6 separate regions of the Mus musculus genome follow, and all the other regions are linked to region 3. Evidence: chromatin loops called from intact Hi-C (ENCODE). Cell type or tissue: heart. All regions are shown on one strand. Region 1 has its middle 51 kb from the start of Gm46758. Region 2 has its middle 63 kb from the start of Gm46758. Region 3 overlaps Spred1 (sprouty protein with EVH-1 domain 1, related sequence). Region 4 has its middle 42 kb from the start of Gm39912. Region 5 has its middle 17 kb from the start of Gm25189. Region 6 has its middle 56 kb from the start of Gm46758.

Evidence for each region. Peaks named below come from ENCODE experiments on the same cell type or tissue, not always from the same donor. Only the 100,000 strongest peaks of a DNase experiment are listed, where the experiment ranks them.
Region 1: a loop joins it to region 3, with 2.6 times the contacts of the local background. A loop is called at or near these places in 11 of 42 quality-filtered maps.
Region 2: it touches region 3 in a loop (4-fold over the local background); 11 of 42 quality-filtered maps call a loop at or near these places.
Region 4: it touches region 3 in a loop (5-fold over the local background); 2 of 42 quality-filtered maps call a loop at or near these places.
Region 5: a loop joins it to region 3, with 5 times the contacts of the local background. A loop is called at or near these places in 18 of 42 quality-filtered maps.
Region 6: it touches region 3 in a loop (4-fold over the local background); 12 of 42 quality-filtered maps call a loop at or near these places.

The regions. Positions count from the first base shown.
Region 1 is chr2:116,965,431-116,969,430 of GRCm38, reverse strand. It overlaps the pseudogene Gm25514. Among named protein-coding and RNA genes, the nearest start is that of Gm46758, 51 kb to the right of the region's middle. In heart, no CTCF peak of the experiment used is centred here; no DNase peak of the experiment used is centred here; H3K27ac peaks cover 240 bases.
Region 2 is chr2:116,978,012-116,982,011 of GRCm38, reverse strand. No RefSeq gene overlaps it. Among named protein-coding and RNA genes, the nearest start is that of Gm46758, 63 kb to the right of the region's middle. In heart, a CTCF peak has its summit at 1,948; a DNase peak (open chromatin) is centred at 1,981; H3K27ac peaks cover 1,971 bases.
Region 3 is chr2:117,178,926-117,182,925 of GRCm38, reverse strand. It overlaps Spred1 (sprouty protein with EVH-1 domain 1, related sequence), which reads right to left. Exons shown (of 7, transcript NM_033524.3): 7 at 647-4,000. Among named protein-coding and RNA genes, the nearest start is that of Mir674, 4.2 kb to the left of the region's middle. In heart, no CTCF peak of the experiment used is centred here; a DNase peak (open chromatin) is centred at 2,215.
Region 4 is chr2:117,017,571-117,021,570 of GRCm38, reverse strand. No RefSeq gene overlaps it. Among named protein-coding and RNA genes, the nearest start is that of Gm39912, 42 kb to the left of the region's middle. In heart, no CTCF peak of the experiment used is centred here; DNase peaks (open chromatin) are centred at 2,220, 3,050 and 3,430; H3K27ac peaks cover 392 bases.
Region 5 is chr2:117,228,960-117,232,959 of GRCm38, reverse strand. No RefSeq gene overlaps it. Among named protein-coding and RNA genes, the nearest start is that of Gm25189, 17 kb to the left of the region's middle. In heart, no CTCF peak of the experiment used is centred here; a DNase peak (open chromatin) is centred at 1,509; H3K27me3 peaks cover 665 bases.
Region 6 is chr2:116,970,440-116,974,439 of GRCm38, reverse strand. No RefSeq gene overlaps it. Among named protein-coding and RNA genes, the nearest start is that of Gm46758, 56 kb to the right of the region's middle. In heart, a CTCF peak has its summit at 1,623; DNase peaks (open chromatin) are centred at 1,659, 2,099 and 2,619; H3K4me3 peaks cover 772 bases; H3K27ac peaks cover 2,176 bases.

The DNA of each region.
Region 1 (4,000 bases), 210 kb after region 3:
TGTCTGGGTCTGTGACCCTACAGCAGCAGAGGTCTGTTACCACCAAAGGCCAGGAGTATGTTCCTGGTCTGGGCTCCCATCCGGACTGCCACCCTGTCTGAGGGCCGTGTAGTGCTGATCCCATTCCTTGCCTGGTTATCATGAAACAGCTGGTCTCAAAGGCAGGAGAGCTGCCCCTGCCCCTCACCGGATGCAGTACGCAGAAGAGTGGGGCTGTACCTAGCCCATGAAGCACAGTAGAGCTGGTCTTGGTTGCAGGTGTTGTGGGCATGTCTGTCTCAAAGTGTGAACTTGGAAGAGCTGACCCTGTCACTGTCTGTTGAACGAGTGGTGGCCTGGATTGGGGAGAGATGGCCTCCCCACCCTTGCTGCACACCACCTGAAGCAGGCAGGAGAGTTGCCCCTGGAGTCATGAGAGTTGGAGAGCTGGCCCTGCCCCTCACTGGCTGCAGCATTCAGGAAAGCAGGCCCTGCACCTTAAGTGGGCAGCACAGTGGAGCTGGCCCTGGTGGTGTGGTGTGATGCCTGAGAGCAGGAGGCTGGCTCTGCCTCTTGCCAGCTGTAGCATTGGAGGAACCAGCTGGTGCAGTGCTGTAGAGCTTGCCCTGGTGATGTGGGTGCAGGAGAGCTGGAAGGCTGACCAGCTCAATCACTCCCAGGTCCAGAGCCAGGGCTTTGGCCCATCCCAACATCTACCCCATCTATGAATGGCTGTAAGTGTGTAAAGAGGCCCATTCTATAGATCCAAAACTACATGATCTCCATGATCCAGGGCAGTAACAGAATATTGGAGAGGAGTCCTGATATGGATCCAGCATTGATAGAGTAACAGAAATCAGAGGCCTTGAAACAGATCAATGACTCATTGCCATGAATATTAGCAAATAAAGACATGTGAACTGAGCCGGTCGTGGTGGCACACGCCTTTAATCCCAGCACTTGGGAGGCAGAGGCAGGCGGATTTCTGAGTTCGAGGCCAGCCTGGTCTACAAAGTAGAAAAAAGTTTGTCGAAAAACAAAACAAACAAACAAACACAAAAAGAAGTGTGAACTGAAGGGTGAACTGGATGATATACTGTGACATACTGCAGCTTCCACAGGGAGATTTTTTTTTTCCTTTTGGGTGGAGAGGTTGTAAGAGCAGAGGGTGGGTATAAAAGGATGGGAAGGTGACAAGGATTGGGGTGCACGGTGTGAAATTCACAAAAATATCATTAAAGGGTTGGAGAGATGGCTCAGTGGTTAAGAGCACTGGAGATAATGGTATCTCCAGTGGATCACAAAGGTGGTTTTCCCAGGGCGAGGCTCACTCATTGCACTTTGGGGTGTGCTGACCCCTGCAATTTCCTCAAATGCGGGAAACTCGACTGCATAATTTGTGGTAGTAAAAAAGAAAAAGAAAAAAAAAAAAAAAGAGCACTGACTGCTCTACCAGAGGTCTTGAGTTCAATTCCCCGGCAACCACATGGTGGCTCACAACCATCTGTAATGGGATCTGATGCCCTCTTCTGATGTGCAACAGTGTACTCATATATATAAGATAAATCAAAGGAACAAGCACATCCAAGACTCGTCCATTAAAAAAAAAATCAATAAAAAATTAAATAAGAAAAAAGTATCCCTGTAATGTGATTTCCTATTGCTCACAACCTACTTATTTTAATTGTATTTTCTTGATTTTACAAATTGTGTGCTACACATCAATTGCTTTAAATGGCTCTATGCTTGCATATTTTCTTTCTTTCTCTCTTTCTTTTTCTTTTCTTTTTTTTTTTTTTTTTTTTTTTTTAGGCAGGGTTTCTCTGTGTAGCCCTGGCTGTCCTGGAACTCACTCTGTAGACCAGGTTGGCCTCGAACTCAGAAATCTGCCTGCCTCTACCTCCTGAGTGCTGGGATTAAAGGCGTGAGCCACCACGCCCAGCGGCATATTTTCTTTCTTAAGATACTTCATGTTCTACTTACTTGCTGTTTTTGTTGTTGTTGTTTTGTTTTTTGGTTTTTGGTTTTTGTTTTTGTTTTTGAGACAGGGTTTCTCTGTGTAGCCCTGGCTGTCTTACTTGCTGTTTTAATTAAGTAACAGACACGAACAACTTAAGAGGAGGTTTGTGGATGACTATTCTTCCATTTCCATAGTATTAAAAGGACAACCTGCTCAGGGTTGCAGAGAGTTCAGTCTATGATTGTACTTTGGCAAAAGTCAAGGCAGTGAGAATTTGTGAGCTTTCTTGCCTCATTGAAACATGTGGCGATCAGAAGATAACCCATGAGAATCAGTTCTCTGCTCCCACCATGTGGATCCTGAGGATCAAACTCAGGCTGGCAGGCTTGGCAGCTAGAGCCTTTCTCTACTGAGGCCTCTTATCAGCCCTAGTAACAGGTACTCAGAGTAGTTAAGTTTCTCTTAAAGGATGGAAAAGTGGTCCTGATGACAGTTGACACCTTTAATAGATTGCACAGTTGTTTCTTCCTAAAATTGCATAACCTAGGGCTTACTTCCCATTCGTGGAACCCTAAAAGAACCCATGAAGAGGGTGCTAGCCATATGGGGGCAATAAGGGCTGTTTGATTCTCACTGTTGCTGGCATAGGGATGAAGGTAAAGGCGAATCAATTTATTTTCTGGGTTCGATGTGGCCTGCACATTGCAGTCACAAGTTGTTGCCAGCTGCTCTTAGAACCTCAGCACCTTTCCTTTCTGACTGGTTTGTCTACCTTGATTCAGCTATGGAGGAATGGACCATACTGAGCAATGGGCTTCACCATGGTGTGAGCTTTAGGCTCCACTATGAACCTACCCCTTATCCTGTCCAAACACACAGTTCTTTCTCTCTCTTTCTCTCCATCCCCCGCCCCCCCCCCCAACTCCTCCTTCCCTTTCTCTGTCTTCCCCACCTTCCACCTTGTCTATTCTCTGGGAATTCTCCCAAGTCCACCCTGGAATTTCTCCAAATTTCTATGGAACTTACATTTCCATGGTCACTCATGACTCATTACATTCTTCCCCAAATGTGCACAAAAGGAATCACAAACCCCTTAGGAGTATAATTGTCTGCTCAAGGTTTTGGAGACATGAACAGACAGGCATTCATGTTGTAACTAAACAAAGAGTTTCAAATTTAATTTCATAGATCTCTCTTTTCAAGATGTTTCTCCACTGGCTCTCCCTTAGAGAACATCCACAGGTCACTCAGCCGTATAATCCCCATTTATAGCAACCCCTTCCACATTTTCTCTCCATGTTCCTTATGTCTCGGTGCCAATGTGCTCTTCACTGCTGTGGTCTCCCTCTACTTCCCTCTTCTTTCTTCTTCTCCCTCCTTCTCCCTCTCCTTCTTGTCGTCCTTCCCTCAACCCACTTCCTCCTTTTGAGATAGGGTCTCAGGAAGCCCAAGCTAGTCCTGTGGAGTTGAGGATGACCTGGAATTTCTTAGGGTCTTACCTTCATCTCCTGGTTGATGCATATCTGGGGATTTGTAGGTTAGCACTCTACCAACTGAGCTACAACTCTAGCCCTAGTATAGAGGATCTTAATTATCCCCTTTCTCTTTTATACCAAGACTATTGTAGCTACCTACTCATGCCTTCAAGGTCATACCATCTTGTCTCAGTGGATAGTTCCCCAATGAGGATGCTGCTGTACCTGTTAAGAAAGTAGCAACAGTGCTGAGTAGCTATGGCAACTGAGTAGGGGCTACGCATTTGTTCCTTCCATGAGAAGCTCTTTATGTGGGTCTCATCTAGCCCTTCCCACAAGCCAGCGGGGCAGTCCAGCATTGTTAGTCTCATTTCAAAGAGTTGAAGTCAAAGAGCAGAAAGGATTTTTTTTTTTTAAGAAAAATTTGAAAACTTAGTACCTATGGGGTTCTTAGATACCAGGCAATATTTTGTTTTGTTTTTGCATTGACTCATTGACCCTCTACCAATTAGTCATTCTCCTTTCAAAGATAGTAACATTTCAAAACAAAAAGCATAGGTCATTTACTCAAATTCACACAATGATT
Region 2 (4,000 bases), 200 kb after region 3:
GATTATTTTCAAAGTCTGTAACTGAAAGATCAGTCTGATGAGCCGTTTTTAAAGAAGCAGTGTGACAGTTAAGGGAAAATCGACATTTACTCTCCTCACACCTTGCAAAATACAGTTACAGTATGAACATGAAAACCCACCGGTGTTTTTTAGCTTTGCCTCAAACTAGTTTGACCCTGTCTCTTGTCATTTTCTCTGACCCTTAGAATATTGTAGAATGTTTTATACTTGAAGATTTTGAAAATGTCTATTGCAAAGTTATTTTATTTCATTATTGTCTTTTCTATTAAAAATGTTAAAATATTAGCATTTGTTTTAATACACTGAAGAAAAAGAATAAACAAAGAAGGATGGAAAATTTATTACCTTCATTGAGAATATTTCATCTTGTTTAATTTACCCATGTTTTATGGCTAGATTTATATGGGATAAAACAATGAGTTTTGATAAAAATAAATAACTTTAAATAGGTTAAAAGGAAATGCAATTGAAAACTAAAATATTTTAGGTTGAGCATGGTAGCCCACGCCTGTAGTCCTGACAGTGGAGCCAGGAGTTCCAAACCAGCCTAGACTGCATAGCGATTTCCAGGCCAACCAGGAAGGATGGGTAGGTGGGAGAAGGGGAGAGGGAGTGAAGGGGGTGGGGTGGGGTGGGGAGAGATCCTGGAAACAAAGCAATCAAATAAATCTACCCCAAACCACTTTATAAAGAGAAGAAAAACATGTTTCTCTGACCCCAGTGAGTGGCAAAGTGTCTGTATTTTCCGGACTTGACACTCTTAGGTCATGTTTTCTAGAATAATCGTGAAGAAGAAAGAAATGTAAAAGGAAACATGAAACAGCTATGAATCTGATGTCTTTAGCACTGAAAAAAAAAATCTACAAATTTTGAAAGATCATCGTTGTTTTAAAAAGCACCATATTTATAGAGGATAAGATCTTACGTCCTCTTCCAACCTCACAGGGAAAAACCTGGCGAAGAAGGCCCTTAGTGAGCAGGAACTCTCCATGACTTCCTGGTGGGACACAAATCCAAGTACTGTCTGTGGTGAGGCCTTCGCTCCTGTTGTCCCTGACTACCTTGCTTCTTCAGTAGGCTGCTCTATTCTGACTCCTTCCTCTCAAAGTCAGATATAGCCAGGCCTCTCACCTGGGAACACAACCTTCCTTGGTGCTAAATTCCTCTTTCCTTCAGGCTAAATTCCTCTCCCCTTCAGCCCCGGTTCCTCCCAGGGGAGTTTCAGAAGATAATGGCCTTTCTTTGTCGACCTTCCTTATCTCTCCAACTACTTGTGTTATCTGTCATCTGCTAGCCTGAGAGATTTTTTTTTTAAAGCAATTGCTAAATCTAGTGGATTTTTTCCAATTTCCTCCTTCCCTCCCTCCCTCCCTCCCTCCCTCCCTCCCTCCCTCCTCCCCTCTCTTCTACTCTTCCTCCTCCTTCCTTGCTTCTTAATGCCAGATTTGATTCTTTTTTCTTTCTTTCTTTTTTTGCATTTCTATTTCTTTCGTTAGAGTGTATGTCCCAAGAGAGCTGAGATGGTATTTAATTCAAAGCCCGGTGATGACCACAGCGCCTGGCCTATGCAGGTTCTTAAGAAATGTTTGTTAAATAAATAGATTATTCCTCATTGGACCAAAGACTTTCAGGAATGTGGGACTAACGGCATTTATATAGACTTGTATTGTTGTTTTATTTAGACGATGTGGCCTGTCTTTCCACATGGTTTGGCTTTGAGGGACTCATTTCCTGTTTCTTTTAAATGTTTTTTTTTTTTTTTTTTTTACTCTGAAATCCTTTTGCTCTGAAGTCTGCCTCCACCCCCGCCCCCTTTGCAAGGTCGGTCCCTTTTGCAGGAGGTCTCAGCCTTCAGGGGGCCTCCCTGTCCAGGCTGGAGGTAATGCACTATATTCCATTGTTTGCTTAGCCGCCTGGGTGGTTCCCACTTTGCAAGCAGAGGAAGCAGCTAAAAGAAAACCCTAGGGAGCCCCATGTGGCCTCGACATCCAGGCAGCTGGGGCTGGCTCGAGCGCAGCAAAGACAGGGGCCTTCTTCACGGGCAGCTGCTGCACATCTTTCCCAGCCAGCATCCTCTTCAGATGTGAGCTTTCTACCCACCCCCCACTTTTTTTTTTTTTTTTTCAATACTAAGGATGCAACCTCAAGCCTCCCTACTGCTAGGCAAGCCTTCTATCCTTGAACTACAAATCCATCCTTCTTTGAAATTCTGAGACAGTCTCACTACGTGAGTCAGTCAGCCTTGGCTTCACTCTGCAGCCCATACAGATTTTAAATTTATGATCCTCCTGCATCAGCCTTCCTACTAGCTGGAATCCCAGGCCCATGCCACCACCCTTGGTTTTTATTTAATTATTTTTGTGGTTTGTGGATGTTCATAAGCTTCTAAACATTTGACATTATAAAAATAGACTCTCTGTATCTTCAGATGGTCTCTCAAAGCTCTTTTTGTTTTTTAAGGATTTTTTTTTTAATGTGATTCTGGTAGTTTCTGCTCTTTTTACTTACTGCGGCCCAATTGTTCTGACGCTCTCCCATCAGGACACTTTTGGGTTATATATTCTTAGTGGGGGAAATCTCAAGGTATAAGTACCACTTGAGTCAAGCTGCTTTTCTGGAGTAAGGTGTATGCCCTTTAACTGAGTAATCGAAGTCTTGAGAGATAATTTGATATGCAAATGGAGATCTTATGTACTACAATGCCTAAAATCTTAAGTCTGTTTTGAATTGTAACAAAATACCTGGGTCTGCGTACTTTAATGAGTAAAAAGAGGTGCACGTGACTCATGCTACCACCACCTTCTAAAGATGTAAATAGTGCAGCCGAGACCTGAGAAGAGGAGTGCTGAGGGGCAAGAAGGTCAAGTACTCGGACACCCAAGAGCTTCCTCTCCCAAGAAGCCATTGGAAGTCTGTGGGGCCTCACTCAGCCTTACCCCTTTCATGAGGGTGGGCTGTTCTGTTCCCTACCACTAAGCCCTACCTCCCCACTCAACACTGCCACCTTCCGATGCAGTCATCAGGGCACAAGTCTCTGTAGAACAATGCCCTTACCATGGCACCAAGGGTCTAGGGATGGACACACACACACACACACACACACACACACACACACACGAATACAGTGGGATGATTTGAGAAGGAAGATGAGCAGAAGTAAAAAAAAAACAAGAGAAATGGAGGTTTGGTTATGAGCAAAGCACTCATCAAATGAAGTCCAGATGCCTTCCAGTTGTTCGGAGACTGCCAGCACAAAGGCAAGCGAATTGTGAAGAATTGCTTCTGCAAGATGCAGCTTCAGATCTCACATTGGCAAAGGGAGGTATCAGTGGCCCTCACTGCCACGGCAAGGTCTTCTGTAGCATCCTTCTTTTAGTCCTTTAACTTGGGGGTGCGGGGGGGGGGGGCGCTTGCTGGCAGTAAACAACAGGTCTTATATATACCCCTGACTGGCCTTGAACTCCAAATCCTCCCTCTACCTTCCAAGGGCTAGGATCACAAGACAGGCAAACAGGACTTCCTGTGGGGAGCCTCAGTTCCCTGGTGGAAACTTGCTTTTGCTCTTGTCTTCACGTTTTCTGCTCTTCCCACTCTGACCCTCAGCCTCAGTGTGTAGAAGGGGAAGCTTACGCTGTGACCTTTGCTTTTCCGTTTACAGGGAGGTAGAATGCAGAGAAACAATTTTGGTCGCTTGTTGTAGGCAGGAACTATTGCTGAATTTTATCATAACTAGAATCTTGAGAAGACAAAACCTTTTGTGAAGTGTCATGGACTAGCTCTGTGACGTTGGAGGTCTCAAAAAGGATTGGTATTTTTATCCTCTGGAAGGAAAGCTGTGTTATTTGATGGTCCTCATTAATGCTGGTTACAGGCGTTTTCAGACCTAACCCTAACCCTCTGGTGTTCCCCAGACTGGGGACAAAGCAGGATTACATACAGGTCCTGGCTTTATAGTCATTGGGGTTAGTGACTGGGGCAT
Region 3 (4,000 bases):
CCAGAAGAGTTAGCAAGCACCCTTAGCCATAAAGGATGCCATCTGTTTGTTCCCGTAAGCAATGCTGTTGCACATACCATTGTATTAGTGCCCTATTCAACTTCCCTGATCTAAAACTGTTCTTAAGCTTGGTACCGACTTGATGTGAACAGCATAAGTAACTTTCTGAAAGCCTATAAATAATCACAACTATGTGCCATGGTACATGACTGGGGTACAGTTCATTCTTCAAGTAACTACAACTGTAACACAATAATCTAATAAAAGCATTGTTGGGGTATCAAGATGTTATCACAATCGATTCTGCCCTAATGCTCCCTGTATTACAAAGGCTAGTGCCTAGTGCATACACACTTGCACACAAAGTTTCAGTTTGTTAAACATTTGCCACACACCCTTAAGGTGGCTAATTGTTGCAGCTGCAGCATGGATACAAACTAGGAACTGTGTAAACTAACAACTAACAATTAATTATCTGGAATCAAGGGTGAGGTGATGAAGTCGAACTGTAGGTAAACCTTCAGTTAGAGGATACAGCTCATAAGAATGAAACCACATTCAGATGAAAGTGTCCAATTCCCCTGCTTTCTTCTCCAGTGATTAGGATCTTACACAGCTATATGTTCTGAAGAAGTGAGAAAAGCCCTTTTAAATTTCACAATTTGGTTTAATCAGGTAATTCCAGGGGAGGAGAAATCACTGAAACAAAGAGTCTACCATCTGATACGTCCAATTACATGATATGACAGAACAAAAGCAGTTACAAACTCCTATGTGCGTATTTACATGATATACTCACAACTCTCAGCCAGTCAGCTCTATGTGAGAAGATGCATTAGGACAGGAGTTAAGCGGGCTTCCATTGCTTATTAGAAAGATGCAGGCAGGCTCCTAGTGGGGGTGGGGGTGGGGTGGGTAATATACAAGTGAGGCACTTCTGAGGTCAAGATAACAGCAAAAATGTACAACATACTTGTTCACAAAAAAACCTGTTCACACAAAAACCTGTGCATCTTTAATACAAAGGCTTTCGACTAGGAAATTCTTGAAAAAATGAAATAAAACTAATTGCTTTTGCAAATTTAGCTTTTGGGAACAATGGATGACAGTGTACCAAAGCAACTGAAAGGTTTCTAATTGCCCAGCTGCTAGGTAACTGGTACCTTTTAAAGCCCCCTGTAATTTTCCTTCCCTCCCCACCTTCATTCTGGTTTGTATAAATCACCTCTGTTTGTCTGTGTGCGCATATTTTTAATATTTTCTGTTTGACTCCCTCTATTTCTCTACTATCATTTACTAGCAACTTTTTGGTGTTCCCTGTAAGACGCAGAAGTGGGATCTAGATCAAATCAAGAGGAAGAGCAGCGACATTTAGTGATGAGTTGGTTTTATCGGTTAACTGAAGTTCTCCAAGTTACTTTTCAGAAAAGCTACACTTGCTCAATGTGCTGCTGGACTACAATTAAAATTACTTTAAAACACATTAATCCAAGTTACATGTTGCAAATATAATCAGACATTCAATTTTAACAGAAAAAAAAGATCCATAAAATTCTCTCCACCACGTTCTCTGCACTTTGAAGACCGACACGAACACTAAGAAATGCCTGTGTGCCACTTAGTTACGGGAGAAGAAAGAGGGAGAGGAGAAGCAAGTTTGACCCAGAGAACCAGATGGCACTGTACACATGAATCCAAAGTGCATTTGTAATAGTTCAGAAGCTCATTTTAGGCACTGCTGAATAACCAATGAAAATAGGTAGTTTCAAGTTTTTCTCTTTAAATTTTAAGTCCTGCCTCATCAACATCTACTCAGAAACATACACACTCTCTGGAGTTGTCATGATAAAATACAGGTAATTATGTTTATTTTTTTTTTAATTCTCCCTGACTGGTACTGGGAAGAAAATAGGAATACCATTTTGGTAATGGCTTCTGAGTTGAAGAAACTGGTTGTATAAATGCTTCAGTACATACATAAGTTTGATTGCCAGTTCCAAGTTTCAATAAATATTTTAAAACAGGATGTGTAAGGAAAAAGTGCTTCAATTCTTCCAGCAACCATATGCATTTGGGGAAAGACTTACTTACACTCCTTAGCGCTTTTCCTCACCCCCGATTTCTCTGGTGGGCACTGGCCACCCTGAACAGCCCACAGCCCTCCTTTACTGGAGACACCATTTCCATCTTTCAGCGCTGGTCTAAAGCCATCCAGCAGGTGGCACTGCAGCTCCGCAAGCACTGCTCAGGAAATCTAAGGCTTCCCCACAGGCTGCAAGCATCCTCTGAGAACTACAGATCAGGAGCAAACAGGCCCCCCAGCTGGAGAATTTTTGGGTCACGCTATTCAGATGATTTCATTTTCAATATTTACTTTTACTTCACCAGTTTTGTTGAGCTATCTGCTTACATTCTAGACAAAAGAGAAGTTTTAAAGAAAATGCCCAATGGCAGCGCCCAATCTGTACAGTGAACAAGAAATCATTCTTGAATCCACCTACACGTACATGTTGGGAATTGGATTAAACTGTCCATCTAATTCACAAAGAGACTCATTAACATTATATCATCAGTTTCTTTTCTGGACTGGCTTGAATTCATGTGTGCTAATTACAAAAATCCAAGGTTAAAAAAAAAACAATTTCATTATCATAGTTTTTAATGAAGAGAAATGTTTAAAATTGTAAAGGAAAAAATGGGAACGGGATGGCAAAATCTTAGCAGCAAAGTGGTTAAACAAACTGAAAATATTAATGCACAAACATTAAAATATTAAAGCATGTACGTTGCGTATAAAATACAGTACAGAACCAGGAGATGCACTATAGTGACTAGTGCTTAACAGAAAAAAAAAATGATTAATTTTGTTCTTCTCAGAAGTATATACACAGTTTATTTCCATGGCATTTCCTATATTGCCAGCAAGTTATTTTCTTTAGTTATTCACACCTTGCTCCAACCTGAATTACAAACCCAGAACTTACAAATATGGATAATCACTCATAAGGAAAACCAGGACTCTACTTCAGCAAGAAAAAGGAATCCTGAAAGGTAACAGTCTGCTCTAGGAAACCAAGCTCCTCTGAAAACAGCAAGGACGAAGATCATCTATCTGTGCAGCAGCCTCCAATGTAGAAACAGTAAAAATAAGACTGAAAATTGCTGCGACAGTGTCTGGTTTTGGATTTAGTTCATCCAATTGATTTTTAGTACAAAACTAGAAATAGCCTCTTCTTCATAACATCTATAGTTATCAATATATTTTTCTTCTTTTCAATGTGAAATAATACTTCAAGATGATCTATATACATAATGTTGTCAGTTCAAGCTGTCATATAAATATAAATGCTTTCTTAAAAAAAGTATTTTACAGACAGATAGTGTTATATATATATACATTGTTCAGTTTAATCTGGGGCAAAAGAAGAAAGCCAACACAAGCCGAAGTGTGACACATAAAACTGACTGCACAGAAATGACACTGAAAACCTGGAGAATGGACTTCAAATGGTAGTGTGATTTTCATTTTTATCACTTCAGAAACTTTAATCCATTAAAAAAAAAAGGCAAAAAAGGCACACTGCTTTCTTTCCTGAGGGAGTATTTTGCAACAATCCCTCACAAGAGTTTTAATAGTAACACTTTAAAAAAACAAAACCAAGACAATTTGACCTCAAAGTATTTTTAACCTGTTTGCTGGAGCATATCACACTACTTTGTAAATCAAACATCCCATAATACAAATGCTCTGCGACAGGAATGTGGTGTATAAGATTTCCATTCACAATGGTGGATTGAATACTTTCCTGGGAGAATTCTGCATATGTGTTACTGCAAAGTAACTTTGCTCCTGAAATATAATAAAATGCAACTGAAAGGTATTAATTACCATTGTTATGTGAGTAATAAGCACAGAAAATCAGTGAAACAGCTGTGCGAGTTCTGGCTCAGCAGAGTGAGAAATGGAGATCTCAAGCGGAAACTGTTTCACACTAACTAT
Region 4 (4,000 bases), 160 kb after region 3:
ATGTCATTAAGAAAATGAGCAAAACCTTGTTCTTGGGCTGGAAGATGGTATGGTGATCATAGCACTTGTGACACAAGCATGAGAATCAGAATTCAGATCCTGTTGATCCTTCTAGGAGGAGGGGAGGAGGGATCATGAGGCTCAGGAGACAAACTAACTTTACATGTAAAACTTGCAAGATTTTGGAGGGCCCTTCTCTAGTGTTATAGAAGCAGTGAGTGACTGATACGGGAGGAGGTCCTGATGGGCAGAGCTGTAGTGAGGAGATTCTCTGACCTGGCCAGCCATCTGCCAGTTGTACAAAGAGTTCCAGGTATGCAACCTTTACAAGCCATCATCCATTTGGGGGGTGGATTTTTTGGTGATGCAGCTGTCTTTGGGTTGTTCCTGCTCCTATATCTTCTCAACCATTCCCTCATCCATAATTCTGTAAGTAATTCCTAGCACTAGTTCAAGAAGTTAGAGTTAGTTCTTTAGCCTGTCATGGGTTTCCTTTCTGGAGTGAATAGAAATGTGTGTATCATTATGTCTTCTCCCGAAAAGTCTTGCATACAGCAGATCCCCAGAACCCACATCCACGTTGGGCGAGCATGGTGATCTGCTTGTCATTCCAGTGTTTGAAAGGCTGAATCAGGGGATCCCTGGAGCATGTTGGCTAGTTTGGCTAGCATCATATAGACAAGCTCTAAGTTCAGTTGAGGCCCTATCTTAACGAGTAAGATGGAAAAGGATAGAAGTCTTATGATGTCAATCTGAGGCTTACATATGCATATGTGTACATGTACACATGCACCTGCACATATATGTGCACCCATGCACATGCAAACATGCATGCATACATTTATATGAGGAAAAAAACTTATTCTGTAATCCAGAATAGAAAAGGGATGAATAACTAAACAACAATAAAAAGATTAAGGAAGTTATGTCTAAATGTAAGAAGAATAATGATTAATGAAACTATATATTATATACATTTATATATATATCATTCTATCTATCTATCTATCTATCTATCTATCTATCTATCTATCTATCTATTTAACTGAAGAGAAGATATGCCTGTATGCCACAGTGTGCATGTGGAGGTCAGAACACAAGTTTCAGGCATGGTTTTTCTTTCTACCATGTGAGGATTGGGGGGAGGTGGGGAATCAAATCAAGGTACTTAGTGTTGTCCACAAGCTCCTATACACACTGATACCTCGTCAGCACTGAACATATCATCTTCGATTCGGGTCCTGTGTTACAAGCTTTTGAATGAATTTAGATTGCCTTTCCACGGCAGCAAGAGAGGGCATGAAGTGAACTTTCCAAGACACCAGGATTTTGAGAATGCTTTACTCTGGCTTATCCTCATAGTCAGCTGTTAGTTCAAGGTTGAAAGCTTTTTCTCTTCAATATTTACAGCATGACCTCAGACAGATTTTCCAGTTTTCCAGATACAAGCTAGGAAGTGTCTCATATGAAAACAATTTCCATTTGAAAAGAAAGAGGAGCAGAAGGAGAAAAGGCAGAAAAGAAAACAAAATCGTTTTCTTCTCCCAACCACCTGGAGTCCATTGATCCCACTCCTCAGCCTTCTTCAATGTGGTTCTTTCTAAATAGTCCATAGGCGGGAACACAGCAAAGGCAAGGACCGGACAGCTGTAGAGATTGTTGCATATGTTTGCAGAAGTACTTAAGGGTTTGCATTTTGCCATTGGGGGAGGGTGGGAGGTGGAGGGGTCTGGGGAGGGGAGGGTGAAGTAACCCCAAACATTTTTTTCAGCTGCCTAATGATGAGCATATATTAAAGGAGGCCTGGAGAGTGCAGCTGAGAATGGCCTAGTTACACTCTTAATCAAGCAACTGCAGTACTGGAATTACTGTAACCTTGGGCAGGTTGCTTAACTTTTCTGTACTTCCTTTAACATGGGCATGAGTGAGGGTCCAGGGGGAGGGGGCTAAACCTGTAGCTTCATAACATACATTTTGAGGAGGGCAGAGGCAAAAGTCAGGGCAGGAGAATTCATTACCAAATTCTCAGTTTTTTGGTTTTTGTTTTATACAGAATGGAGCAAACCTGGAATCGGAGCCAGGCAATTGAAAAAAAAAAAAAGATTCCAGATCTGCATGGTAACAATTTAGACTAACTTCCACTCCTGCTAAAAGCTGAGCTGCAGAGGAAGTTCTTCCCTTGGCCAGCTGCCGTCTTGCCTCCCCCACCCAGCAGACCTTCAGGCCGCTCCCTCCCCACATCTGTTTCCAAGCCTTGGAGCATAGGGTCACAGCATGTCGCAATAAGCCGTGTTAGCAGGCAGCATGAATCAGTAGTAAACCTTTGATTTTAATTCCTTGCTTCTTCAAGAGAGGAAGTGTGGTCTAGTGGTTAACCCACTAAAAAAAGCAGCTAAAAGGCAAAATTCTTGGTCCCCAGCATGGCTCTTCTATTCTTGTTGGGGTACCCAGCCATCAAAGATCCCTTTTGTCCCCCAGGGTTGCTTTATGATGTTAATCCCCGAACTGGCCTCACCAGAAGACTCACTTGGGAAACTGATTTTTTTTTTTAAGTCTCCATCCAAGACCTTCCAAGGAAAGGCCTAGAGTGCTCTAGTTTTAACAAGTACTAGGCATGCTTCTTTAGAATCAGTTTTGGCTCAGCTGATCCATCACACAAACTGGAAGGGTGTTTTCCAGAACAATAGGAAGAAGGCTGAGCAGAAAACAGCAAATCTACCTCGGATTTGCTTTGACCAGCTCAGGTGCAAACCACACTGGAAGAGAGGGAAAGGAGATAGGAATTCTGGTCGGCCCTCCCAGCTGAGCGCGCCTGGGTAGGTCAGAGGAACTGTTCTGGCTGCATTTTTCTCATTTTAAAAATAAAAGTGACTAGATCATCTCTTTCGGTTCTGTGAGTCAATGAATTATTTCTGTGAGTTCACAGAAATGCCAGGATGGACTCTGAACATCTCGTTTCCTGAAAATGACAGGGGTGCAGTCCCGGAGGTGTGGGCTGGCCTGTTTAGAGTTGTGGGAAGCCAGCGGAGACAGGCGGTAGCTAGGAGGTTTGGGGCCAGGGCTGCAGGGAGCGGGAGCGGTCTCCTCACCCTCCTCTCTGGAGGCTCTGCAGCTGGCCTGCTTATGCAAAGGCCTTGGCTCCTCTTTTCTTCTTAAAAGCTTTTCTGACTTGTACATTCCCCTGAGGAGCAGATTCATTGTTTTGCAGAGAATTTGTACTGTGTTTTCATGAAAGGAAGAAAGGAGTTGGAATGGAAGGGCTTGGGAGGATTAGCGAGTGGGCTAGGTTGCCAAAGAAATGAGTCTCTCCATGTGTGATAAATATGCACCCGCCATATTGCTGGCCTCAGATGTACCCAGCAAAATCCTTTGCCCCACTTCCACAAGCCCTAGACCGGTGCTCTTATTCATGGTCTGGACACCAGCTTTCTCATCTGTATTTGGAGCGTGTGGGACTCCTTCCATCCCAGAACAAGTGGGGGTGAGTTAGGAGAAGCAGGGATGAGTCATGGTTGTAGGGAAAGGATGTCTCAGGAAGCCGACACTGAGCAGGCTTCCTAGAAACATCCTGACAGGTCCCATAAAGCCCACGTTTGGTTCTAATTATAACATGCCCACATTTGAGCAGTTTTGCAGTTTTCCCATGGAAACTAACAAAGGCTTCTGAGGAAGAGGAGTTGACTCAGATGTGCGCTCTGTGTATAGGAGTGGGAGCCAGATGAACTTATTTTAAATGAGTGGTTGTCCCTGCACTTTTCCAAAGGAGGAGATAGATACCATACTGGCGTGTCTTTACCTCTTGACATATCTGTGAACGGGGTTAACCACATCATATGAAGGGTTAAAACCAGTTCCGAATCATTAAAAAGATAGTTTTTAAAGTCCAAGATGAAGAAGTGGAACAAATTCTGAGAACGTAGAATTCAGTTTTCCCCTCAAGTGGCGTCAAAAGGCAAGCTAAAAGAACAAAACGAAATATCAGAAATTGGCTTTAGAAGCA
Region 5 (4,000 bases), 50 kb before region 3:
CCACAGTGCAGGGGCAGTCACAGGGTGCTGAAAGGATGCCACAGTGCAGGAACATTCAGGCTCAGGGAATGCGTAGCACAAGGGAGGATCTCTTTTTCTCAGTGGGAATTGAGCCTTGGGCTACAGCTTAGTTGCACTTATTCATAGCCTGCTAGTTAAACTTTTATAGATTTTTGAAAGCAACAGTACAAAAAATAGCTCAAAAGATTTAAATATCCCAAAACTTGAGGATCATCTATGACTCTATGTCATTGCAGTTGGCAGGCACTTCAAGCTTAGTGTGGTCTCTGCTAAATCCCATTTTCATTGCTTCTGCTAGATGTACCCAAGGACTTTCTGTAGACACCATCTCCTCAGGGCCAGCAGAGTCAGGTCGCAGAAGCACAGAGTGCTAGGATCTCCACAAGATCCAGAATGAATGAGCCTGGCCTCCCATAACACTGCTGCTCCTCGGAGCCCATCAGACATTAAAACAGGGGCTGGGGACTTAGCTTAGTGGTTAAGAGCACTTGATGCTCTTGCAAAGGACCTGGGTTCAGTTTCCAGCACCCACACAGCAACTCACAACTGTTTGTAACTTCAGTCCTAGAGGATCTGACATGCCTTTTCTGGCTTCTCTGAGGGCCAGGCACACACATGGTACCCATACACACAGGAATAAAACTGTGTATACATATGAAATGAAAAAATAAAATCGTTTTAAAAAAGAAATTAAAACAATGTTGTCCTCAAAACAGTTACAATCTACCTGAAGAATTCAGTTTGTTCCTCCTTGAAAGGGTGAAAAAACTTAATACTCTGTTATTCAGTGTAGTTTTTTATCTCTCTAAGGACTCTTCCTGCACATATACAGGGATGCTAGAGGAAAGTTAAGCCAAGAGAAAGGTTTTCCATATTAAACTGGAGCTGGGGGGGGGGGGAGGTACCTATTCACAAGAACCTAGTCATTAATTTGTCAATTAGGGTTTGTTAACCACATACTATGCATAAGACTTTATGCTGAAACATAAGCTACAACGAGAAAAGAGTGTCTAGCCCTCTGCAGGTTTGTGTATAAATCGAAGGAGTTCACTTCCCCGGTCTAGAGTCAAGTTGCTTCAAGAGGTTAAGAGGCTGTGGAGATCTTGTGCTGCTTGTGGCTGTGGAGCATCAGCCCAGAGGCATCCTCACAAGAATCTGTGGAGACCTCTGCCCTGGTCAAGCCCTCTTCCACAGCTCCGTGCACCTTACCTCATTGTGGGCTCTCCCTCAAAATATGGGAAGAATTCATCTTCCGACAGCGAGCATCCAGCATGGGAAATAAAGGATGTGAGCGATGGTTTCCTTGCCTTGCGATCTGTTTCCATTTAAAGCCGTGGAAGAGGGAATGAAAACTCCGAATCCCACTGATTTCAAATACATGCTGAGGTTGCTCTGACAAACTGATGCAACCAGCGGGTAGGAGGAGAAGCCCATCATATAATAGTCTGCGGTGCTAGAAACCTAGAAGAAGGAGCTCCGTGAAGCCACTAGGGGGCGCCACAACCCCGAGGCGCAGAGGGATCTGTCCTAAACTATTCAAGGAAGCTCAACAAATGCTTCCTGTTACACTTGAATTTTGGCCCTCTCAACTCGTTTGTCCGTCTGTCCGTCTATTTGTCTGCTTGTTTGTGACAGGGTCTTGCTATGACACCCTGACACTCAATATGTAGCTGATTTCAAAATTACAGCTGATCCCCCTGTCTCAGCATTCCAAGTACTGGGGTTGTGAGGTGCGCCACCACTCAACTATAGGATTCTGCTTCTTCTCAAAACCGTGTATTTATGGGAGAACACTGCTGCAATCATACATTAAGAAAACAAACCACAGTAACTGAAAGGAGTTCCATGACTGGACAGGGCAAAGGTCTTACCTTGGACATTAAGCTCTATCCTAAATTCTGTCGTGGTCACAAAAGAGATAAATGAAGCACGCAATACATTCACTGGGGACAAAAATGCCAAGGCAGGGCAATGAGACGCGTGACAGAAGGCAGAGCCACAACCTCACTCTGCCTCAGGACAGTCAAGGGCTGAGGAAAGACAGAGATAGATCAGCTGCCTGTCTATCAGTCCAAAAAACAAGACTGGCTTTTCTGTGGGTTTAACAGGTGCTTAGCTTAGAACCTGCGACTGGGAATGGGCCCAACACACAGAAAACTCAACCCAAGAAGTGAACTCGCACGCAATAAACTCTCCAGCTCTGTTCACACTAGAAAAGTAGATGTATCCCCAAGATGTAATCACACTATTGTTGTGTATGTGTATATGTGCAGGCGGGCTTAGAGGTCAATGTTAAGAGTCTTCCTCTATCTTTTTGGCCCTTATTTTATGAGAGCCTATCTTCCACTGAACTGGGAATTCACTAGGTTAGACTGGCTGGCCAGGAAGCACTGGGCATCTGCCTGTCTCTGACCCAGAGTCCTGAGATTACAGGCGTGCCACTGTGTCTGGCTTTTTGTTGCAGACACTGGATATTCATACGCAGGTCCTCGTGCTTGTGCAGAGGGAACGTGACCCACCGGGCTGTCTCTGCAAAGCAGTGAGCTCATTTTGAAAGGATGTGCTCTGTGTTCTTAATTTGGGGGGGAAAATCCTGCTAGCAATCTTAAAATAGGCAAAACTATAAAAAACGTTAGAAATGTAACACTTCAGCGATGTTTATGGCCTACTGGAATAACCAAAGCGTAATCTTTTTAAGAATTCAGCTCCGTGGCCGTCCACATCGATTCTAAGTTTAGTGTTGTGTAATGTTATTTGACTCCCTCGTGATGGTAATGTAGAGATGTCAGATATAAGGTAACATTTCAGTTTCAAGCTGAATGTGTGAGGGAGCAAAATGCCAGCAAGCAGTGTGTGTGTGTGTGTGTGTGTGTGTGTGTGTGTGTGTGTGTGTGTGTGTTCATGTGAGGGTTATACCAAGGCTAAACATCAAACTTCAAAGTAATGGGAGAAAATCCTACACCAATAGTTTTCTGCCTTTTTGTCCTTAAATATTTCACACTTAATCCATTTTAATCCATTTCACTACTAAGTTTCCGTTTGAATGGGATATTGCTCAGATCCTCAAAATGTATCACTTCTCAAGAAAAAGTTATTTGCATGAGGCTTTCATTAACATTCATGGGCATATATATTCTCAGACCTTTTTGAGACTCAAACCAATGGGCTCTTTTAAGATAAATCCTTAAATAGATAAAAGCAGAGGACAACAAAATGGCTCAGTGGGTAAAGGAGCTTTCCACCAAAACCAAAGACCTGAGTTCAATCCCTGGACCCCACATGGTCAGAGAGAATCAATCCTGAGAGCTGTCCTCTGACCTCCACGAGTGCCCTGGCATGTGTGTGCAACACACACACACACACACACACACACACACACACACACACGACAAGGTGTTTAAAAATTAAAAAGGTTGAATTACAGAGAAATAAAAAGCCCATCAATGTCATAATACCAGGTGTTCTACTCCCAGGTACCGGATATCTCAAAGCCGCTGTGCGGTCGGTGGTGCATCTGCGATTAGAGAGGACACTGAGAGATCCACAGAGGAACCTGAGAGTGCTGTGTGCAAGTTATAGTCAGGGGGAACAGAGGGCCCCCGTGCCCCATGTATAACCCAACTCAGGCACATTAGAATTCTAAGTGTGAAGGCAAAACTGTGCTGCTAAAAGATATGAACTAGAGGGTTTAGAAGTGATGGGAATACTATCTCCTGGCAACGCTCATTTTGGAGATTATCGTAAGCTATTTTCCACATTTCTAACAATGAGAGAGTATCACTTGTGTAATTAAAGCATGTAAGAGTTACATCAGAATAAGCAGTTAGGCTTTGCTTACTTCTCTAACAACACAAAATGCTGAGAAGCCGTTCTGCCAAGAACCGGGCATTTTACATGTGAGCTGCAGTTTTCAAACAGTAGCACAGCTGTTTTGTGTCTTAGCCTGAAGCTGTGAAAAAAGGGGAAAGATTTTGAAAGT
Region 6 (4,000 bases), 210 kb after region 3:
GTTCCTGGGCAAGGAAGACGTTGAGAAGTTTGAAGGGAAGGTTCGGGAACATTTTTGAGAGCACAAACATGCCTCAAATGTTTCCTGAAATGACCCAGAGGAGAGCAGGCACTCAGGTGGGGGACTCATTCTTTCCAAGTTTGGGGTTGGTTGGTTCTGGCTAACATGAATCATGTTTTACGTCAGTGAGGAGTGTACCCCGTCCATCATTCACTCTTTAAGCATGCCATGGAAACAGGATGGTCAGTCAGAGTCATGGTTGTGCGTGGTAAGCATCATTGCGGCTCATGTGCTACTCCAGTGTCTCCATGGTGATTGTTACCTGGGGCTTGGCTTATACTTCTATTAGGATATTTTTTCTTTGGGGCTTGGAATATATGATTTTTTTTTTTTCTGCACACACCACACACACACACACACCATCAGTCAGGAAGCAAATGAACACAAGATGGAAGAGGAGAATGCCCTACCTGAAGCATAATCCCAGCACATCTCTCTCTCTCTCTCTCCTCTCTTCTTACACACACAGATCAAGCAATGGGTAGTCCACTTCAAGAATGGTGCCCCAGTGTTTCCTTATTTACTAGGGCATAGTCTGACCACCAGCAGGTTGCTGTACACAATAACTTCCTTTCTTATCCTGGGGTTTCATCTGACGGCCATTCTGGTCTCCATTTTGCTTTTGTATAGACAGCCTCTCTGACAGCTGAGATCCTCTCAGCTTCATTCATTCTCTTTAGCCTTGTAGACACGACTGGCCAGCACAGCAAAAAGCCCCACAGACGAGGTACCTGGGCTAGAGCACAGGCCACACACTAGCAGTGCCCCTCACACAGAGACCTGGTGAGTGCTCTAGAAATCAAGTAATCCTGTTCCTTTCTGCCTTTCAGCTTGGTCATGAGCAGGCAGTGGTCTTAGCAAATATTAACAATCCAAATGTCAAATGCTGTGTGGTGGTACACACCAACAATCTTAGCACTTGGGAAAGTGGGTTGAGAGTTCAAGGGTTATTCTTAGCTACGCAATGAGTTTGAGGCCAGCCCAGGGACACTCAGAAACTCTGTCTCAATTACTCTAAAAGGGTTAAATAACAAACATAAATATGACCACTAATCAGAATTAAGATTGTTTCTTCCGTCTCTGTCCCTGAAAATCCTTCAGGCATCTGGGGTTCTAAAGCCAGGGCAGCCTCAAGTGAAGTGAGCAGACTGAATAGAGAGACAAACACAAAGTGCCCTTTTCAATCTGATAAGCTCACAGAAGTTCTGTCACACATTGCCATTTTTTTTTTCCAGGAATGAATTATTGGGTTTTTTTTTTTTTTTGAGCCTTGTAATTTGTCCATTAAGTAGAAAAATGCCCAGAAGACCTCGCTTTTATTTACCAGCTGACCCGCGACCTTAATGAGGCTTCGCTAAAGGGTAGGATGGAGAGTTTTATTTGTCTTTGTCTTGTGTTTGGGGTTAAAAAAAAGAAGAAGAAGAAAGAAAGAAAAAGAAAAAGAAAAAAAGGAGAAGCTGCCTCATTCAACAGTCTTTTGGTCCCTAAAATAAACCCCACTCCCCCTAGCAGTGCTATTTACTCAATCTCCGGGCTACTAAGTGTAGGGGTGGTCCTTGTTGACTTAAATGAGTCCCTGCAGCTAGGTGGGGCTCTCTGGAGTCCTTAGTCATGTGAGGTTGCCAGGGTAACTTAACGTCTCCAGCGCTGGAATGCTTTAAGACGTACAAAGAGGAGACTACAGAGCGCATTACAACTTACAGTCATGTGTTCAATAACATGTCATCTTTTCGTAATGGGGCTTTTATTTTTACTTTATTTTGTGGGATTGAAAGATCAGAAGCCGGAAATTAGCTGGAAAGGATAAAGAAAAGGAGAATTTAAAGGGCCGGGCTGGGGGCAGGGTGTATTTCTGTTCCTTATGTGGGTAATGGCTGAGCAAGAAGAACATCTGGCCTGAACGAAGCAGGGCTCACTGCAGTGCTGCTTTTAATTACCCGGTCATTTGGTCTCTTGCTAGATTAGTGACTGTGGAAGCGACTCAGATCTCCAAACTGACAGGCCGGGAGAGCTCTAACTTAGCCTGCCACATAGTCAGAGGGGAAATGCGGAGCTTCCGGTTTCATATTTAAACCAGAATTGACTCATAATTGTAGCTGTCAGGAGGGTGATGGAGACATTATGTAATCTGGTTCTTCTGGTGATATGTGTTTAAGGTTTCTGCTCTGTAAATTCCAGGGGAAATTTTGTGCCCATTGAGGGAGATCTTGCTGACTGCTCTGTGGTGTGGCCAGGCAGGGTAAGGATAGTGCTATCAAAGGTTCCTGAGTCTGCCTGAGTCCAAACATGAATGAGTCTTCCTTCTAAATGGTCTTCCTGGTTTTCTGGAGACAGTTAAATGTGGATGAGGTTAGGCAAAATCTGGCAAACTTTGAACACTCTGGTTTAGTGGGAAATTTAATAATGGCAAAACATTCAAGTCTGTAACTCCTCCCCACCCCCACCCACCCCCCTTTTTTTTTCTGGACCACATAGCTGCCTTTACAGCTTCCTGTCATTTGTAGCTTCAGAAATCTGGAAGTGGCCACCAGATGCTTCTGGAAACAAAGCTCTGGGGCTGTGGAGCATTTGTTCCGTTTTCATTCCATTTGCTACTTGCTTCTCAGGGCCTCTGGGGCCTTTGGGGATGAATGCACATTGATTGGAGGGAGCTAGGGGAGGCTTGAGATGGGTCCAGCATTTGCTGCCACCAAAAAACCCAAACAATAAGAATAGAAAAGAAAAAGTCAGAGGAGCCTGTTTAATGTGCTGCCAACATTTTTGCTAGGGGGAGACTTTTTCCCATTTGTTCTCTGTGCCCATATAGTATAAAGTCCGTGGATGTGATAAGAATTCATTGACAGAGAGCCATGCTCACACTGCAGAAGTAATAACAAAGATTAAATCAAAATGTAAAAGACAAGTGGTGTCAGCTATCTTGTTTCTGGAGAAAAAAAAAAAGAGAGAGGTCAGGGATGAAGAGGACCAAGCTGCTGACTTCCTCCTTAACTCTGTATATCTTTCTTCCTTCTCCTGGAGTATTCCCTATTCCACTAACACTTAGGGGTTCTCTGGCTTTTTATATCCATCAAAGATGATATTTGGTATGTTTAAAGTTAACATCATAACTCATCACCACCAGCAGCACCATATTGCTATCATCATCACTGTCATCACCGTCTCCATCATGAGCACCGTCATCACCATCACTGTAGCCACCACCACCATTACCACCAACATCACCATCACTATAACCATCACGATCATCCCCACCATCATCACCATCATTGTCATCATCACCACCATCACTATCACCAACACTGTAACCATCATCAGCACCATAACCATCATCACCATCACTATAACCATCATCAGTAACATCGCTATCATCATTGTCACTATCATCACCATCACCGTTAGTAACATTATCAGCACCTTTATTGTAACAGACTGGAGCCAAGTAGGCTCGGTCACAATTTTTGTGTCTTCCGGGGAAACAAAAGAAGAGCAATCAGGATATTTTCTCTTGAGCTTCAGAATGGAGTGTCCAACTTTGTAAGGTGGCAAGGCCAGTGCTTGACTGTCCTACCACCAATTTGGAATTTTTACTTAAGGTCATCCCATGGAAGATACGACTTGTGTTATATGATAAACTTCATTTGTCTTTCAACTTAATTACCCAGCTCTAAATATCCAATTGATCAGGGAAAGTATTTTAATAAAAATATGATATGCTTAAGACATTTATATATTTTTAATTTATACTATAGAAATATATACTTCCAAAAATAATTTAAGCCTTTCCCTGTTTCTTCACAACCTCAGGCTGAGACATCTTTAGTAGGAAACAGTGCACACGTGACAACTTGATTTCTTCTCTCCCGTGAGGCTGAATTTTTATATGAATATTATACAGTCACTGTAGCTGGTAAATGATAAGGTGACTGATGGATGATGCGTG